Linked DNA regions of Homo sapiens: region 1 is linked to region 2. A link is a loop called in an ENCODE intact Hi-C map of the cell type or tissue named here. Cell type or tissue: K562. All regions are shown on one strand. Links, peaks and the distances in the headings refer to the core of each region. The heading gives the core; the rest is flanking DNA.

Region 1 (5,237 bases), core at 1-5,000, 64 kb before region 2:
AGGAGCCTCTCCGCCCGGCAGCCACCCCATCTGGGAAGTGAGGAGTGTCTCCGCCCGGCAGCCACCCCGTCCGGGAGGGAGGTGGGGGGGGTCAGCCCCCCGCCCGGCCAGCCGCCCCATCCGGGAGGGAGGTGGGGGGTCAGCCCCCCCGCCCGGCCAGCCGTGCCGTCCGGGAGGGAGGTGGGGGGGTCAGCCCCCCGTCCGGCCGGCCGCCCCGTCCAGGAGGTGAGGGGCGCCTCTGCCCGGCCGCCCCTACTGGGAAGTGAGGAGCCCCTCAGCCTGGCCAGCCACCCCGTCCGGGAGGGAGATGGGGGGGTCAGCCCCCCCACCCGGCCAGCCACCCCGTCCGGGAGGGAGGTGGGGGGGTCAGCCCCCCGCCTGGCCAGCCGCCCCATCCGGGAGGGAGGTGGGGGGGTCAGCCCCCCGCCCGGCCAGCCGCCCTGTCCGGGAGGGAGGTGGGGGGGTCAGCCCTCTGCCCGGCCAGCCGCCCCGTCTGGGAGGTGAGGGGCGCCTCTGCCCGGCTGCCCCTACTGGGAAGTGAGGAGCCCCTCTGCGCGGCCAGCCGCCCGGTCCGGGAGGGAGGTGGGGGGGTCAGCCCCCTGCCCGGCCAGCCGCCCCGTCCGGGAGGTGAGGGGCGCCTCTGCCTGGCCACCCCTACTGGGAAGTGGGGAGCCCCTCTGCCCGGCCAGCCGCCCCGTCCGGGAGGGAGGTGGGGGGGTCAGCCCCCTGCCCGGCCAGCCGCCCCGTCCGGGAGGTGAGGGGCGCCTCTGCCCGGCCGCCCCTACTGGGAAGTGAGGAGCCCCTCTGCCCGGCCACCACCCCGTCCGGCCAGCCGCCCCGTCCGGGAGGTGAGGGGCGCCTCTGCCTGGCCACCCCTACTGGGAAGTGGGGAGCCCCTCTGCCCGGCCAGCCGCCCCGTCCGGGAGGGAGGTGGGGGGGTCAGCCCCCTGCCCGGCCAGCCGCCCCGTCCGGGAGGTGAGGGGCGCCTCTGCCTGGCCACCCCTACTGGGAAGTGGGGAGCCCCTCTGCCCGGCCAGCCGCCCCGTCCGGGAGGGAGGTGGGGGGGTCAGCCCCCTGCCCGGCCAGCCGCCCCGTCCGGGAGGTGAGGGGCGCCTCTGCCCGGCCACCCCTACTGGGAAGTGAGGAGCCCCTCTGCCCGGCCAGCCGCCCCGTCCGGCCAGCCGCCCCGTCCGGGAGGTGAGGGGCGCCTCTGCCCGGCCGCCCCTACTGGGAAGTGAGGAGCCCCTCTGCCCGGCTAGCCGCCCCGTCCGGGAGGGAGGTGGGGGGGTCAGCCCCCTGCCCGGCCAGCCGCCCCGTCCGGGAGGTGAGGGGCGCCTCTGCCCGGCCGCCCCTACTGGGAAGTGAGGAGCCCCTCTGCCCGGCCACCACCCCGTCTGGGAGGTGTGCCCAACAGCTCATTGAGAGCGGGCCAGGATGACAATGGCGGCTTTGTGGAATAGAAAGGCGGGAAAGGTGGGGAAAAGATTGAGAAATCGGATGGTTGCCGTGTCTGTGTAGAAAGAAGTAGACATGGGAGACTTTTCATTTTGTTCTGCACTAAGAAAAATTCTTCTGCCTTGGGATCCTGTTGATCTGTGACCTTACCCCCAACCCTGTGCTCTCTGAAACATGTGCTGTGTCCACTCAGGGTTAAATGGATTAAGGGCGGTGCAAGATGTGCTTTGTTAAACAGATGCTTGAAGGCAGCATGCTCGTTAAGAGTCATCACCAATCCCTAATCTCAAGTAATCAGGGACACAAACACTTCGGAGGGCCGCAGGGTCCTCTGCCTAGGAAAACCGGAGACCTTTGTTCACTTGTTTATCTGCTGACCTTCCCTCCACTATTGTCCCATGACCCTGCCAAATCCCCCTCTGTGAGAAACACCCAAGAATTATCAATAAAAAAATAAATTAAAGAAAAAAAAAAAAAGTGAAAAAGCTTACAAAAAAAAAAAAAAAAAAAAAGAAAGTGACCTCTGGTCATCCTCACTGTTCGTTATACGCTAATTATAATGCATTAGCATGCTAAAGGACACTCCCACCAGCGTCATGACAGTTTACAAATGCCATGGCAACGTCTAGAAATTACTCTCTATGGTCTAAAAAGGGGAGAAACCCTCAGTTCCCGGAACTGCCCAACCTTTTCGTGGGAAACTCATGAATCATCCACCCTTCATTTAGCATATTATCAAGAAATTACTATAAGTATAATCAGTTGACTAGCCCATGCTGCTGCTATCTATGGAGTAGCCATTCTTTATTCCTTTACTTTCTTAATAAACTTGCTTTCTCTTTACTCTATGAACTTGTCCCAAATTATTTATTTATTTTTGAGAGACAGAGTCTTGCTCTGTCGCCGAGGCTGGAGTACAGTGGTGCGATCTTGGCTCACTGCAACCTCTGCCTCCCGTGTTCAAGCGATTCTCCTGCCTCAGCTTCCCAAGTAGCTAGGACTACAGGTGCGTGCCACCACGTCTAGCTAATTTTTGTATTTTTTAGTAGAGACGGGGTCTCACTATATGTTGACCAGGCTGGTCTCGAACTCCTGACCTCAAGTGATCTGCCTGCCTCAGCCTCCCAAAGTGCTGGGATTACAGGCGTGAGCCACTGCGCCTGGCCCTGAATTCTTTCTTGGGCGAGGTCCAAGAATCCTCCTTTGGGGTCTAGATCCGGACACCCTTCCGGTAACATCTTCTTGGCTACCACAAAGGGACTATACCGAGGAGACCCCCAACTCAAAGGAAAGAGACTGCAGCACCGATTATCCGACTTTGGGTAAGTGGTGGGGTACATTTTACCCAGGTAAAGGATGGAATTGAGTGAGAGGCCCAACTTAGGAGAGTTAGTTTCTCCTGAGACAGACAAGGTTAAAGGCCCCTCTTAATAAAAGGCAAGGATGCTTGACCGAACTTGGGTTCAAGGCCCAACTTAGGAAGGTAAGAGTCCTTCCTAATATTTAGAGGGTTAGAGGACCTTCCCTCAGTAAAGTCCCTTTTGGTTAAAAAATGGGTTTGGGCTGGGCGTGGTGGCTCACGCCTGTAATCCTAGCTCTTAGGGAGGGAGAGGCAGGAAGATAGCTTGAGCCCAGGAGTTCAAGACCTGCCTGGACAATATATTGAGACCCTGTTCTCCACAAAAAGAAAAAAAAAAAAAAAAAAGAGGATTTGGCATTATGGGATGTTAACCCATCTTTGAATTAATCTGCCTTGCACTGCTTGCTGATGGCTATGGGTGACAGGATTAGACAAGTACAGGACCATAGGACATGGGAGCTTTTTCCTCCCCCAAAAGAGGGAAACTTGAGAGCTGATGGGTCTGCTGGAAAAGATCCCTTTGTGACTGACAAGCAGCTGCCTGAACTTTTGAGTCAGTGTCGCTGCAATGGGTGGGTCTTTCTCCCACCCCCTGAGCTCCTTGCCTTCCCCACCTCATCGCAGGCAATGCTTTTCTCTCTCTCGTTCTCTCCTTTCCCTTTCCTATCTTTTCTGTTACTCAGGGCGACCATCTTGCCCAGAGACCAAATGTTGAAACTGCTGGTCGGAGATCATTCCACCCCACTTTGAATAAAGATGACAGGGCTCAAACAGGGGCAAGTTTGAGCCTTACCAGTTCGATATTGGGTGCTAAGCAGAGTGGTTAATATCTATGTTTTGTCACACGTATTTTGCTCTGGCCGGATGGAAAATGTTAATTTGGTTATCCCATGCAATCCCTTGAACGGCATCTTACAAAATTGAGAGACTTTTGCCTGTGGTTCCATGAAAAGGAAAAAGATGATTTTCTTTGGTGTTGCAGCTTGGTCCCCAGGGCTATGATGTGGCAAGCAGGGTCACTAAGGTCACTCAGGGAAAGGGAACCCAGAAACCTGGCATGCAGGCAAAAGGGTAAGAATTTCTTACTGGTCAGGCTTGTGGGCTCTCTGTGCAAACTGGTTGTAGGAATTGTAAAAATCACTGTCTCCTCTGCAAAGTTCTTTTTTTTTTTTTTTTTTTTTTTTTTTTGAGACAGCGTCTCCCTCTATTGCCCAGGCTGGAGTGCACTCTGCTTCCCAGGTTCATGCCATTCTCCTGCCTCAGCCTCCCGAGTAGCTGGGACTACAGGCGCCCGTCATCTCACCCGGCTAATTTTTTGTATTTTTAGTAGAGAGTGGGTATCACCGTATTAGCCAGGATGGTCTTGATCTCCTGACCTCGTGATCCTCCCGCTCGGCCTCCCAAAGTGCTGGGATTACAGGCGTGAGCCACCCTGCCTGGCCGCAAAGTTCTGATTAATGAGAAAAAGGATTTGTGAGGTTAAACTGTAGTGAATCTGGTATACTTTGTGCTATGAATTTGTCTTTCTATATCGTTCTGTCATAAAGAGGGGTACCTTATGATACTTTGTGCTATGAATACTTTGTGCTATGGATTTGTATACTTTGTGCTATGAATTTGTCTTTCTATATCGTTCTGTCATAAAGAGGGGTACTTTGTGCTATGAATTTGTCTTTCTATATCGTTCTGTCATAAAGAGGCGTACCTTATGATAGAACATGGGCTTAGAACCCCATAAGCCTGCTGTTCAAGCTAGCCTGGAAAACTGGTCAGTTACAAACTTTGCTGCAGGTCCCTGAAGCAAACAAAAAAAACTGGATGAGGTTTGTAGTAGTCCGTTTTCACACTGCCATAAAGAAATACCTGAGACTGGATAAATTATAAAGGAAAGAGGTTTAATTGACTTACAGTTCCACATGGCTGGGGAGGCCTCAGGAAACTTATAATCAGGGTGGAAGGTGAAGGAAAAGCAAGGCACCTTCCTCCCTAGGCAGCAGGAGAGAGAGAAGAGCGAAGGAGAAACTTCCAAACACGAATAAAACCATCAGATCTCGTGAGAACTCACTCACTATCATGAGAAAAGCAAGGGGGAAACAGCCCCCATGATCCAATCAGCTCCCTCCCTCAACACGTGGGGATTACAGGTCCCTCCCTTGACATGTGGGGATTACAATTTGAGATGAGATTTTCGTGGGGACACAGAGCAAAACCGTATCAAGATTTCCCTCAGGTCTTGTTTTATGTCTTTGGGAGCTTGACCTTGTAACCACACCGTGGTAATTTCTCTTGGTTTCCACCATCCAGGGAACAGGAGTTTTGGGATTCATGTCATAGTTAGTCTTAAAAATTATCTTGAGGCTGGGTGCGGTGGCTCACGACTCTAATCCCAGCACTTTGGGAGGCCGAGGTGGGCGGATCACCT
Region 2 (5,399 bases), core at 1-5,000:
TCATATCACTTTAAATGATGATGTCCTTGTACAACAATTTTCTAAACATTCTTTAGATAAGAATTTAATGGGCATTCTTTATTGCATTAGGCTTAAATTTCATGCATCTTAAGGTTTTATTGCAAAGTGTTGCCTTGCTTCCTTTTTAAGATGATACAATTTATAACACGCAAGTTTGCTGTCTGTCCCCTCCCTTTATATACATATAAAATGAGCAAACATGTGGCCATGAAACAGATGGTCATAGAATTGGTTCAGTGGTTGTGAGTTCAGCAACCCAAGAGTGTCTTATCTGAAATACCACGAGGAATGCCTGGACACAGTAGACAAAGGTTGTTCAACTGGATGCCTTAGGATACATGCTACCAAAAACAAAGTAGCTGAAAAGGAACCAGAATAACAGAATATCAGAGCCAGAGGAACATTTGGAGGTAATTCAGTACCTCCTCCTTTTCAACCTACAGGGGAGATAGTGGAACAGAAGCAGAAATGGGCCTGCCTGCTGTGCCCAAAATTCATTGGAGATTATTGCGGTGAAGAATTTCATTTATGATGAAGGAGAATTAAATCCCCGTCAGTTTAAATTCAGGCAGGTTTATTGAAAAGGTGAAGAAGCGTCTTGCAGAAGCAAAGCGTGGCTGAGGCTTGTGGGCTTTGGGAAAATGAGCAGCTGACAGTGGCTGATGCTGCCCCTGACTCTGGGACCATGTGGTCTCTTGTTCCCTGAGAGCATCTCTTCTATTCTCTTGCATCTTCCCTCAGCCTGGCAGTCTCTGTATAATCTTCAACACATAATCGAGCAAGGCTGTGCCAGCCCCAATGCCACCTGGCACTTTAGGTCAAATTAGGAAGGCATGAAATAAACTGGCCCTTTATAATACAGCTGTTGGAACCACAGTTGAAAGTACAATATCTTGACTCCTGGGTTAGTGCTTTATGCTGAGCTTTTTTTTCTGAATATGAGCACAGACTTTGGAATATTAGTGTCACCTAGCGTTATTAGCTAGTATTCTCCTTTTGTTTCCCCATGACATCCCCTCCTTCTTCCCACAGATCCACTGTCCGCTCATTTCCATCCTGTCTCATGCCACTCGGGGCTCGTCCCTTCTAGAATGCATTCCTGGCTCCCCTGCATGCACACTTCCAGTTAGGTTTAGCAATGGAGGGCACCTGATGGAGCCTGGAAGTGAGAGGAAGGTGAGGTCTGTATTTCTTCCCTCTCCCTCCCTGCTCTGGCACTGAGTATCTGGCAATAGCTGCATCTGTCTATTACTTCAGTGGCCACTCTTCCACAGCCCCAGTTCTCAGTGGGTCCCATAGCATTATTTACCTTTGTTCCTTTAGCTCCCATCAAGGAAGATCCAGAGACATTCTCCTTACCAAGACGTTAAGAAATGCACAGGTGAGGAGAACAGCGGCATGCGTGTAAAGGTCCTGTGGCACCCATCCTCTGCAGGCTGGAGGTCATGGCGGGAGATGCTGCATGGATTTGCCCTCCCCGCTGTCAGTGAGAACAACAGGGTTCTGGAAGAGTAGAGGACAGGCCATGGGACTTGGCCATCTAGAGATAAGGCGGGAGGGATTTCCTTGAGAGGCAGGGATATGTGGTGGTTACTAATCATTCGAATCATTGTGAGGTGTCTGGGAATGTAATGGATGGGAAATCTACTAAGAAATCAACTTAGTAATAATTAGAAAAGCTCTAGTTCTGAGGACAGAGACCTGATGGAGTCACCATAGTGGGAATTTATGACCTGGCATCCGGTTCAGATACCTGGAGCTTCTTGAGTGAGGGAAGATTGGATCCCTTGAGGAAGAGTGAAGCCTTCAATGCTGCCACCAGTGTATGCTGTAAATCTTCCTCCAGGCCTTCCCCAGAAGGCCCTGAAGCCATTTATGTGGGTGACTGAGGAAAGGGAAATACTCAGAGCTTCTGTGGCTTGTTGGATTCTGGCTCTGAAGAATGCTAAACTAAGGGCACCTGTGGTGGCCATGAAAATGCACTACTTGCATCTCCAGCTGCAGGAGGCCTAACGAATCAGCAGCCCCAGCTGCTACACTCCGAATGGAGGACTTGATGACATTTCCCCTGGATCTGCACTAGCCCATGAGGAGGAAAGCCTCCTATCAAGTCCTCCCAGCAGAACACCCATGATGACTCATGAGGATGTTGAAAGTGTTTTCCTGTGTCAACTGTGACTTTCTTTCTTCAAAGTCTGTTTTGTTCCTGCACATTAACTGATTTATATCAAATAAGAGAATAAATGCCTAGACTCCCATGAGTCTATCTTTTACTGATAAACTCAATAGTTCTGAGGACGGAAGCCTGATGGAGTCAGTATAGGGGGAATTTATAACCTGGCATCCAGTTCAGAGACTTGGAGCTTCTTGACTGAGGGGAGATCGGGTCCCTTTGGGGAAGAAGGAAGCCTTCAATGTTGTCACAAGTGTATCCTGGAAATCTTCCTCTAAGCCTTCCTAGAGAGACCTGATAATATGACTTATGATACAGTGACCCCAAATTCAGGGTGTTCTTGTCTACTCTCAAGAATGCAATATCTTCTTCCTCTGAATTGAACGTAGTACCAATATTTGTGTGTAGCTATGCACCTTAATAGACCATAGCTAATTAGATGAGGAATGGTAGACCCAATTCAACCATACAGGCGTCAACCATATCAGCATACAGGCATCCCTCTCCCACCGTTTCCTTCTTGTCCCCACTCCAAAGCCTTCTCCATTTTATTTGTATTAACTTTCTATTGCTGCATACTAAATTACTGCAAGCATTAGCGGCGTAAAATAAGAATGATTTATTTTCTTGCAGTGTCCACAGATCAGAAGTTCAGGCCTGGATTCGCTGGGTCTTCTTCTCAGGGCCTCACAGGCTGAAATTAGGCTGGGTTTCTTTCTGGAGGTTCTGGGGAAGAACATCCTCTCAAGTTTCCTCAGGTTGTCAGCTGAGTTCAGTTCCTTGTGACTGTAGGACTGAGATCTCTGTTTTCTTGCTGGCTGTCAGCCAGGGGCCTCTCGCTGCTCCTAGAGGCCTCCCATGTTCCCACTGCATGCTTCCTCCAGCCAGCAGAGGAGGATCGCCCTGCATGGAAACCCTCCTGCACTTCACATCTCTCCAGGAAGTCCTCAGTCCCTCCAAGGAACTCACCTTCACTAGGTCAAGCTCATCAGATAATCTGTCTATCTTAAATTTGACCGATTTGGGATCTCGATTACATCTGTTAACTTGTTTTTGCCATAAATTGTAACACAATCGCAGGAGTGACATCTCCTCAGTGGCTTTGTCTACACTCAGGAAGAAGTGATTATATAAGAGCAAAGATCACTGAGGGTCATCTTAGGATTCTGTCTACCATAATATTATAAAGACACAGTAATTAAAAGAGTATAACAGATTTCTGCTTCTGTCTGTTAGAATAAATCATATCAGACTAACCCTGCCTCCATAAACAACCGTAAAATTGTTTTCAGCAGTGTACGACAGGCAGTACAACAGAAAACTTAAGGGGGAAGCCCCATGATTTCCTAGTTCTTTGGGGAGAATTTCTCAGCAGCTGCATAGTGGGCTAGAGTCCACTCAGGGCAGGGCAGCCCACTGAGCTGAGAAGGCAGAGATCAGAGTTCAAGACCATTGAAGCAACTGCAATCTGCAGGGCAGGGCACCAATGAGGAGACAGCTGATCAAAGGTGCAGCTCTCAAAGTCTATGTGGGGTTCCATATGCATCCTTATCAAGGACTGGACTGTACCTGCACAAGGAAAAGACTAACAGATTTAACAGAGGGGTGGCTGCTATAAAATTGAGTTTGGACCAGAGGTACTTGAGGCGGAGGAGGGTTGGGGAATGTATGATGGAGTTTCTGCCATCCACGGTGGGAAGAACTCATGCACACCTCATTAGCACCCAGGTATCCAACTGAGACACTAGAATGGATGTGCTTTAGGAATAAGTGTCACACTTTTCAATAAGGCCTATTGTTCACCAACCTGGTAAAGCCTAAAGCCAAACCCTGACAAAATCCACAAAGGGGTGGATTGGTGATTGAGTCCTGCCAAATTAGAGGGTCTTGGGAAATTCTGTGGGCTTTCCATGAATCCGTTGTAATAAAACATAAACCAGTCCACATAAGTCCAAAGTGATCGATCAGACAGTAATTTTACGCCCACTAGAGCAAAATTAATTCACACAATCAATGACACAAGTTAGCCAAGTCGACATTTAAGCAAAATACATCTAAGAACAGCTAACAAATAACTCTCCTCAAACTCACATAGAGCATTCACCAAGATAGACCACATATGCTGAGCCATCCTTAGTATTTTCTGTCCTTTCTCTTTGACTCGTGTATACTGTGCTCAAACTCTTAAAATTATACACTTTAATTATATACTTTAATGATTATACACTTTCATGCATCTCAATTGCATGTAAGTTATATTTCAATATATTTGTTAAAAGTTTATAATTAAAAAAACTGTCCTAGCTTGATTCCAGAAATCTTTTTTATATTTTAGAAAATGTAATGTTATATATTATCAGGGCAAAAGAGAAAAACCGTATGATTACCTTGTCATACACAGTAAAAGCATTTGGCAAAATTGAAAAATTTTTCATGATTTATAAAAACAAACCCCAGAAAACTCAGCATGATAAGAAGAGAAGGCAACACTTCCAACCCTATTAAGGGTAGATTTGAAAAAAACTCACAGGTAACATTATATTAAATGGCATGGGATTGAATGCTTTTCTATTAAATCAGATAAAAAAGTAGAATATCTGTTGTTATTCTTTCAATTCAGCATTATACTAGAGATCTAAATCAGTGCAATAAAGTAAGAAAAATAAAAGTATTGAAAAGATTGAAAAGAAAGAATTGAGGCTGTCTTTATTCACAGATAATGACTGTGTATGTTAATAATCCTAGAAATCTGCAAAAATCTGCCAAAGCTAATTAGTGAGTTTGGTAATGTTGCAGAGTATAAGCTCAATAGAAGTAGTCTTTTGTATTTCTGTGTATTAGCAATGAGCATTTGGAAAATGAAATAAAAATACAATTTCATTTCAAGTAACTTCTAAATACATGTGCTTATAAATAAATTCAACAGGCTGGGTCTGGTGGCTCACGTGTGTGTGTGTGTGTGTGTGTATGTATGTGTGTGGGTGGGTGTGGGTGTGTATATTCACCTTTTTGAAGATTATCTATCGTTATCTCCAAACAGGGAACATTAAGAGAACATAAAAAGAAACCACAATATAGGAGATATCATATTTATTTCCAACAAAGGGTTTTTAGAGTGTGTGTGTGTATATATATATATATGTATGTATATATATGTATGTATATATATGTATGTATATATATGCATGTGTATATATATGTGTGT

The links. A loop is a pair of places that touch in the nucleus more often than their neighbours do. Peaks named below come from ENCODE experiments on the same cell type or tissue, not always from the same donor. Only the 100,000 strongest peaks of a DNase experiment are listed, where the experiment ranks them.
Region 1: it touches region 2 in a loop (2.3-fold over the local background); 1 of 110 quality-filtered maps calls a loop at or near these places.

The regions. Positions count from the first base shown.
Region 1 is chr1:21,387,850-21,393,086 of GRCh38, forward strand. No RefSeq gene overlaps it. Among named protein-coding and RNA genes, the nearest start is that of NBPF3, 50 kb to the right of the region's middle. In K562, for the core only: no CTCF peak of the experiment used is centred there; a DNase peak (open chromatin) is centred at 2,142.
Region 2 is chr1:21,452,029-21,457,427 of GRCh38, forward strand. The region is part of intron 2 of NBPF3 (NBPF member 3); the gene reads left to right. Among named protein-coding and RNA genes, the nearest start is that of NBPF3, 15 kb to the left of the region's middle. In K562, for the core only: no CTCF peak of the experiment used is centred there; a DNase peak (open chromatin) is centred at 2,133.